Regions from separate parts of the Homo sapiens genome. Here region 1 is linked to region 2. Evidence: chromatin contacts called from ENCODE Hi-C or POLR2A ChIA-PET data. All regions are on one chromosome and are shown on one strand. Each heading gives the region's core, a stretch centred on a gene start or an enhancer-like site at or near the end of the contact. The rest is flanking DNA. Distances are from core to core; before and after follow the strand shown.

Region 1 (4,175 bases), core at 1,618-4,117, 2.7 Mb after region 2:
TCTGCAGCCACTTTTGAGAGTAATATCACGGTATTCAATCTCTTCCTTTGTTTATGCCACAAATACTTACACAGCACGTGCTATGTGCTGTCACTGCTGTAGGTGATACATCAGCAAAAAAGAAAAAATTCCTGCCTCAATGGAGCTTACATTCTAATGGGGGAACCTACCACAAACAAACAAATACAATTCCGGGTGGTGACAAGTACATTGAAGAGAAATAAAGCAAAATATGGAGCCAGCAAATGACAGTGAGGAGATACTATTTTAGATAGCACGGTTAGCGACCATCTCTCTGAGGAAGTAATATTTGAGTGAAGTGAGGAAGTGAAACTTACAAAAATCTGGGAGGAGAATAAGAATCTTTCAGGCAGAAAGAACAGCAAGTGAGGCCCTGGAGCAAGACTAAGCATGGAATGTTCCAGCAACTGTTCTAAACACAATGTGGCTAGATCAGAGTGAGTGAGGGGGAGAGTTGTAGGAAATGAGGCCAAGGGTCAGAGAAAGGCCCGATTTGTAGGGCCCTGTAGACCATGGGAAGGTGTTTGGAACTTATTCTGAGGGTACCTATGGGGAATTTTGAGAGAAAGTAACACAATATGGTTAACATTTTAAAAGTATCTCTCTAGCGACTCAGTGAATAAATTACTGTACAAAAAGATCAATGTAGCAGGTAGAGTCATCAGGACTTGCTGATGAATTAGATTTGAGTTTTGGAATGAGTGTGCATGTAACTCATGAACATAATTCTGCAGTCTTGCTCTCAGGTGTGTATCCCATAAAGGCGCTTCAGGGCTCTGTAGGGAAGCATCATGTCCTTACCAGTACTAACTTACATGAAACTTCCTATGTGCCAACCCCTGTTCTAAGCCCTTTACATATGTTAATTCATCCAGCCCTCACAATATGTACCAAGAAGTCCATTGTGGAATTGTCTGTGGTAGCTGAGGGTGGGCAGCAACTAGGATGTTAGGGGAATGGACAAGTGCAGTGTAGCAGAAGCATAGAATATTAGGGCAGTCATGGCTGGGCGCAGTGGCTCATGCCTGTAATCCCAGCACTTTGGGAGGCTGAGGTGGGTGGATCACCTGAGGTCAGGAGTCCAAGACCAGCCTGGCCAACATGGTGAAACCCCATCTCTGCTAAAAACACAAAATTAGCCAGGCGTGGTGATGCACGCCTGTAATCCCAGCTACTCAGGAGGCTGAGGCAGGAGAACTGCTTGAACCCAGGAGGTGGAGGTTGCAGTGAGCTGATATCATGCCATTGCATGCCAGACTGGGTAATAAGAGCAAAACTGCGTCTCAAAAAAAAAGAATATTAGGGCAGTCAAAAGCAATAAACATGATGCATGTAGAGCAATCTGAACAAATTTGAAACATCTGGGATTAATTTTTAAAAGTAGAAGTGAATATAATATCTAGAACACAATGCCACTTATGTAAATTAACAACACTAAATATTTCTCAAAGCTAAAAACTGCATGTTATACCTAATGTAAATGACGAGTTAATGGGTGCAGCACACCAACATGGCACATGTATACATATGTAACAAACCTGCACGTTGTGCACATGTACCCTAGAACTTAAAGCACAAAAAAAAATAGCATGTATATGGGAACACACAGTAAACATTTTACAGTGGGTGCTTATGTGGAGGGGAGGAGGACAATAATGTGGGTGAAAGTCAACAAGGTAAGACAATAAGAGGGGGAACTTGCAAAGACCAATAATGACAGCCGGCCATGAGCAGCATCTTGAATCCCTGACAATCAGAGAGATAAGAGAACAGATTTTGGAGACAGACTTCTATTCAAATCCCAGTTTCATCATCTCAGTTTCCTCATATGCAAAATTGGGATATTAATAATTCTTCCTCAAAGGGCCTTACAAGAATTAAGTGCAGTAATATCTGTGAAGCACTTAGCATAGTGCCTGCCACATGCCGAGACACTAAAGTGAGCTGTCATCAGCAACAACAGCATTAGTTCATTACTGTAATTATCACTGAGAACACTTTATCACCAGAATGCTTATCAAATGGTGACATATATTGTCCAGATGTTATGTTGTGATAGGCCTCAAATAATTGCTCAAGTTACAAATGATAATTTCTAAATTTTTCTGCATTGTAAAGGAGTGAAGAATTAGAAATTCTGGGGAAAAGTCCTAGATGGAGTAAAAAGACTCACTTTGGGAAAAACTTAGAGGAGAGCCTAGAATAAATAAATATTTCGTGGGAAATTTTTCAAGTCAAATTCTGAGCACTGTATAATATGAACAGTATGGATGGTTCCAGAGGTTTCTAGGGACGACTATACAGTTCACAAAGTTTTGGTGTACTAAGGTTTCTTCTGAATCGAGTAAAGGGGCTGAGATCTGTGCTCTGGGGGATGAGAAGCCAAAATAGAGCCAGCTTGTGTTGCCTAAGAGGACAGCTGACAACTGCATTGCATTCTTACCATTGAGGTGGTGGCTTGGTGCAGAAGTCAGACCTCTGTGGCAGGCTGTGGATCATGTGGGAAGCCACACACTGGCCCTGAGACGAGGAATTATTAGGATGGAGGGGAAGCACAAGAGTGCTGGTCAGCCCAGGCACTCCTAAAGCAGGCAGGTGATCATCCCTGTTCCCAGTAATTAGTTCTTCTCTGCCTCCCCTACTCTTGGGCACATTGTCAAATATGTCCCTACTTTGTTTGAAATCTACAGGACTCTATCTCTTTTATCAAAACCTGCACTCAAAACATGATCTGAAGTGACCAGCATAATTTAAATGACCAGTCACATTTTCCTAAGAGGCATTTGCATTTTTAAAAGGGGCTAGTCCATTAAGCAAAATATGAGGGGACTCTCAGAGTGGAACTTCAGGCATCAGCAAGAGGGGAAGATACTATCTTCCTGGGAGTTGACAGTACCTGATAATTGATCTCCTTCCCATCAGATTTCCAAGGGATCAAGGTGCCCCGGTTCTAAACAACCACAGGTAAGGACAGGATAGAGTCCAAGGAGACACACTATCAGGCTGGAAAATTCATTAAGTATTTACATGAAAATTCAGGTTCTCCTCATTGCTCAGGTACGGTCACATGGCTCAGAAAGCACAAGAAGTAGAGCCCCGAGGTCAGATCTGAGAGGCTTCTGAGGGGCCGATGCAGTGACTTCTCTGCTGCAGGTCAGGAGTTCTGGAACTGGGGCGTGGCTGGGGAGGGGTTGCAGGGAAGGGTGGGAGGAAGGAAGAAAAGAACAAGTGATTGGAAGTGCCACAGGATGAGCTCATTGGGATGGGTAGGAAAGAAGAGTTTTCTAACTTCTTAAGAATTTAAGAATTTATGAGAACTCAAGATTTCAGGAAGGGAGGAAGAAGAAACACATTGCATTTCTATCCTTGACTGGGGAACTAGATGATAGGGATGTGAAGGGTGGTTGGTGAGTCATGCCTTTTCGTCTACTCATTGTGGCAGGATGTGAGCTCTGGGGGCAGGCAACCGAACACTGACCTCTCTAGGTCTCATGCCAATGTCTGTCATCAGGAGTGAGCAGGAAAAAGGTCCTTAAGGACATGAGGCCGTGTCTTCCTCAGCTGAGCCTTGCAGGGCTGGCTGGAAGGTGGAGAAGGGATGGGATGGGAGTGGGATGTCAATGGGAGCCTGAAGATGGCGGGGTCATCTGCTGGAGCCTGGGGTTCTATGGGGCTCTCTTGTGCTGTGGAGGGCACAAGTTCTGCAGGCCTTCCTTTCAGTAGTCAGGGCTGGCCTGAGCTGTGAGGTGGCTGTAGATGCGGTAGATGAGACAGTGCCTGGCACTTGGGATACCTGATATTCAGCCTGTCTCCCACTGGTTCTGGTCTGCTATCTTCAGGAACTAGGAGTGGGTGGGAGAAGCAGCAATGTCTCCTAGTACTCAGTGGCATCCACTGGCCACATTCTTTCTCTCTGTTCCCCATCTCATGCCAGTGCATCTCCATCCTTCTGCAGCTGCTGCAGTCAGATCCATCATGTGGCCACTGACAGCCCTTCTGCTCCTGGGTGAGTCCACAGTGAGGCAGCAGAAGAGCTTTGGGTGGTGGAGAATAGGGTGGACCAAGGTATGGGGAGAGGAGGGTGGGTATCCAATCCTCAGTTTCCAAGTGGTTCATTATCTTTTTTTGGAGGGGTGAAGAAGAAGGGGCTTTCT
Region 2 (4,556 bases), core at 987-3,486:
GATTAGCACCCTTATAAGAAGAGGTATCAGAGAGTGCTCTCTCTCTCTCTCAACACTAGGTGAGGACCCTGCATAAATATGGCTATGTGCAAGCCAGGAAGAGGGCTCATACCAGAAACTAAGTTGGCCATCCTTGATCTTGGAACCCTCAGCATCCAGAAGACCCAAATCAACTAAGATAGTAGTCTTCTCTAAAAAGGGGAAACTTTGCTGCATAGAGTTGATTTGCAAAACAAGTGAACAATGCATATGCCACAGTCTATTGCATCATGAAAAACCAGTGTGCAATAGGTCTTTTTGTTCTTAGCAAGGTAAAGACATTTGCAATACTGACAGGAGAAATGTCACCTACAAATACTCTAAAGTGTGAAGTGACATAAATGTTTCTGCACAGCTAAAACTTTGGTATATGTGGAACAGTATGGAAAATGAGGCCAGAAAGGTAAAATAGTAAGCTGCTTTTTGTCATAAAGAGAGAAATGGAACACTCATTGTTCAAAAATAGGTACATAATTGAGAGATTTTATTCAGAATAATGCCTGATTAATATAAATTTAGTCACTGTAATAATGTAGCTACATAATTTATATATATGTATATATATTCGCACATTTTTTGCTTTATCAGGAATTTTTGTATATTCTACTAATGACTTTTCTGTATGATAGCACAAATTGCAATTGTTGGCCACTGCCACAAAGTGGGGGAAAATGCACATTTTTAAGCATTTCTTTGCTTCATCTATGAAAATTTCATCTTTGTGGTATGAATTATGGAGCATTGTCCTGAGTTGCCCTTATAGGTGACCGCAGTTTGTGTGTTGTATGCTGGAGTCCCAATTGAGGACATTACTGCATATAAAATGATTATAAGTAAAAGGCAGAAAATGTTCTGAAGGGTCATAACTTCCAAGGGTTCTCTACCCTTTGACCTCTGGATTGGGGTTCCCAGTGACTGCCTTAATATCCTTCTCTACCTACTGCCTTAAGGCCAACTCAATGTATCCACGTAAAGAGTACCCTAAAGCCAGTAAAAGATTATCACGAACACCCAGAGATGTTTATGGCCATCATTCCAGATCCTCTTTGCTTTTTCTTGACTTACTCCTTTTTTGATAAAGTTATTCATATGGTTTCAAATCCAGAATTCAGCTATTCACTTCATGGCCCTAGTTTGGATTAAAACAATCAGCTTTCTTTTGCTCTGTAGATGGCCTTGGACAGTACATATTAACAGTCTATGGGGCCCCTTTTCCACTCATGACCACATCCTGCTTGCAGATCTGCTGCTGGGTTAACACCACATCATCTGCTAGTTGATGCCATTTATTTGACATCCTGGGGTTACAGCACGCTAAAGGGCACCCACTGTCCTTAACAGAGAAAAATACACTGCTGAGCAGAGGATTAAACAGACTCCTCACACTACCGGAAGTTCAGTGCATTTTCCAGGATTTTCAAGTCTTCGATGCTGTCATGTTGAGAGTCCACTATCCACGTTTGTTTATCCAGGAATAATGCAGAAAATCTGAGCATTCGTGAATCTAATCATTGAGGTAAAGTAACCTAGTCATGGTCAAGAGGACAGCTAGTGTTAAACTCCTTCATATAAATTTAAGGAAGGATTTACATATTCATAATGACTTTCTGATCTGGAAAGCCCAGGCTTGTCAGTTATTAATAATTGGATGAATACTTCAGGTAGTATTTAAACAAATAGCGATTTCATAGCAGACATTTCCCCAACCAGGAGATGCAGTAAAGTATTGGTAGCAATAGATGCTCCTACCAAGATCTCCTCCTGCCACTGCCACTCTGTGCACAGGAAAGGAGGGGAGAAGAAGCCATGTTGCTTCTCTTATATTTGAGCATCATTTAAGGGAATATAAGTCTCTAATGACTCACATGTAAGTCTGCTGGGTAAGAAAGTTCTAATGTTGGAACTCCTTTCAGCTATCGAATTTTGTAAGAAAAAAAACTTATTTGTGTTTATATACATTTATGAGATACAAGTGTAATTTCGTTACATGGATATATGCCATATTGGTGAAGTCAGAGATTTCAGTGTGCACATCACCCGAAAAATGTTAACTGTACCCATTAAAGTAATTTCTCATCCCCCATTTCCCCTCACCACATGCTCCAGCCCTTGCCAGGAAACTGTTCATTTTCTCTGACTAACAGAAACGAAAGCTAAAAACACTGGTGGGAGGAGTCTCCACATTGTTTCCTACTCCATTTTCTCTGGGGCAATAGCAGAATAGGAGCAAGCCAGCACTAGTCAGCTAACTAAGTGACTCAACCAAGGCCTTTTTTCCTTGTTATCTTTGCAGATACTTCATTTTCTTAGCGTTTCTGGAGATTACAACATCCTGCGGTTCCGTTTCTGGGAACTTTACTGATTTATCTCCCCCCTCACACAAATAAGCATTGATTCCTGCATTTCTGAAGATCTCAAGATCTGGACTACTGTTGAAAAAATTTCCAGTGAGGTGAGTACTGTTCCTGATTTTGTAAATATGATCTTGTTCCTTCCTTGAAGTCCCCAGAATCACAAGGGGACAATCAGTATTGGTTATTCAGGGTCATGGGATGATGGGAGTAGGGCTGAGTATTCAGAAAAGTGAAAACTGAGTTGCTTGATATGAATCCTTCATTTACTTAGGAAGATAACAGGCATCTTCTATTCCACCACAACTGAGGACTGAACAAGAGAAAATGCATTTTGACCGTTGCAGATTTTAAAATTAATTATCCGAGTGTATACTGGCATAAGTTGGTACTTAGAAGAGGGCTTCTGTTATTTTGGCTGGAAGAAGTGTTGGAAACTCGGTAGCTGTGGTGGGTTCTCAAGATAGTGACATGAAAAAAGTATCATGAAAGAATATTAAGTAAAAAACATATCTGAGCATAGAGATGTATTATATGACATCATCCCAATTTTACAAAACATAAGAACAAATGTACACAGAGTAGAAAATTTTTTTCAGTTTCACAAACACAGTTACTCAAGCACATGGTGTCTTAATATTTTCATAAGTATATTGATCCTTTACTTTAGCTCCATTCTGCACCGGGTGCTAGCGGCAGAATTTCAATCATTTTGGAATTACTCTCTGCCCTCCTGAAAGTTAATGATTTTTTTTTTCCTTGTGGCAAGGTATAGGGGAGTGGAGGGGAAGGCAGTTAGGAAAAGGTTACTATTGTTTACTTTTCAAATTTTTAAAAGATGTTTTCTATAGCCTGGTACAATATTTCATGTGTGCTTAAATGGAATGTGAGATTCTTAAATGTTGTTTTCAGAATTTTATTAGATAAATGTTGTTAATTACGTTGTTCAAATTTATTATATCATTACAGATTTTTTCACCTTGTTCATTTAGTAATTGAAGCATAAACTGAAATCTCCTATTATAAAGTTTGCTTTTTTGGCCGGGCACAGAGGTTCATGCCTGTAATCCCAGTACTTTGGGGGAGACCAAGGCGAGCGGATCACTTGACGTCAGGAGTTCCAGACCAGCCTGGCCAGCATGGCGAAACCCTGTCTCTATTAAAAATACAATAATTAGCCGGGTATGGTCATGTGTGCCTGTAATCCCAGCTACTCAGGAGACTGAGGCAGGAGAATCGCTTGAACCAGGAGGCAGAGGTTGCAGTGAGCCGAGACTGTGCCACTACACTCCAGCCTGGGTGACAGAGCAAGGCTCTGTCTCAAAAAAAAAAAAAAATTTTTTTTCTTTGTAGTGCTCTCACAATCACATACATGTTATGTGTATATATAATATACATTCACACACAAATATATGTATATATAATCATGTATACAAACAGGTACACACATATATGTGTGTAGTGATGTCTGTACATGTGTGTATATGAAGAGAAATATATACTAATTATAGTACCATGAAGCACTATAAAATAATAAATAATATCATTAGATAAATTAGATAAATTCATAACTAAAACATAATTTTCTAGGAGTTGAAACTTTTATCATGTGGTATCTGAAGTTACTTTTGGGCTTAAGGTATATTTAAAATTACACAAACATAGATAAACTGGCTTTCTTTAGTTATTCCTTGCAAGATAATTTTTAACAATTTTTTTCACCTTTTGTTAACAATATATATGTAGATTTCTTAAATCAAATTTGATGAAAGTTGTCACTTAACAGGTCAGACCTTTTAGGTATATGCTGGTAATTAACAATCTGCTGTCTTTACTTCAATTTATGACACTTCTATATCATCTCACTATCTAAGACAATTGCTTTAGTGAATTGTCATGTTCTTTTTCTTCCCTCCCTTTACCATGCTGTTGTAATTTCTGTTTCTCTTATATTTGATCAGGGTTTTCTTTGTAAGACATTAGGAACACCTAAAAAAGTTTATTTTTCACTCTTCTTATCTTTTGGCTGGCAGAATTTTTAATTTTATTCATGTTTTCCTATTAAATATTATTTTCAATAGATGTTTTCTTGTGGTATGAGTCTTTGTCTTGCAAAAAGACTGAGGCCCTGAGTATCACAAAATAGTTTTTGAGACTCTTCTATTT

Evidence for each region. Hi-C counts contacts between places; a loop is a spot of excess contacts on that map. ChIA-PET counts read pairs that join two places held with the same protein, here RNA polymerase II (POLR2A). Pooled maps may share reads with other maps.
Region 1: a map of naive thymus-derived CD4-positive, alpha-beta T cell shows a loop between it and region 2 (9-fold over the local background). The contact joins the promoter of FCRLB here to the promoter of IFI16 in region 2. A Hi-C loop is called at or near these places in 1 of 168 maps with a recorded cell type or tissue (naive thymus-derived CD4-positive, alpha-beta T cell) and 5 of 50 pooled maps. POLR2A ChIA-PET finds 5 or more read pairs at or near these places in 1 of 52 experiments (activated T-cell).

The regions. Positions count from the first base shown.
Region 1 is chr1:161,718,677-161,722,851 of GRCh38, forward strand. FCRLB (Fc receptor like B) reads left to right here and starts at 2,868. Exons shown (of 8, transcript NM_001002901.4): 1 at 2,868-2,985; 2 at 3,079-3,174; 3 at 3,977-4,027. The coding sequence starts at 3,997. RefSeq lists a silencer at 221-270 and enhancers at 3,650-3,749, 3,830-3,929.
Region 2 is chr1:159,007,671-159,012,226 of GRCh38, forward strand. IFI16 (interferon gamma inducible protein 16) reads left to right here and starts at 2,237. Exons shown (of 12, transcript NM_001376587.1): 1 at 2,237-2,491. RefSeq lists an enhancer at 2,094-2,173.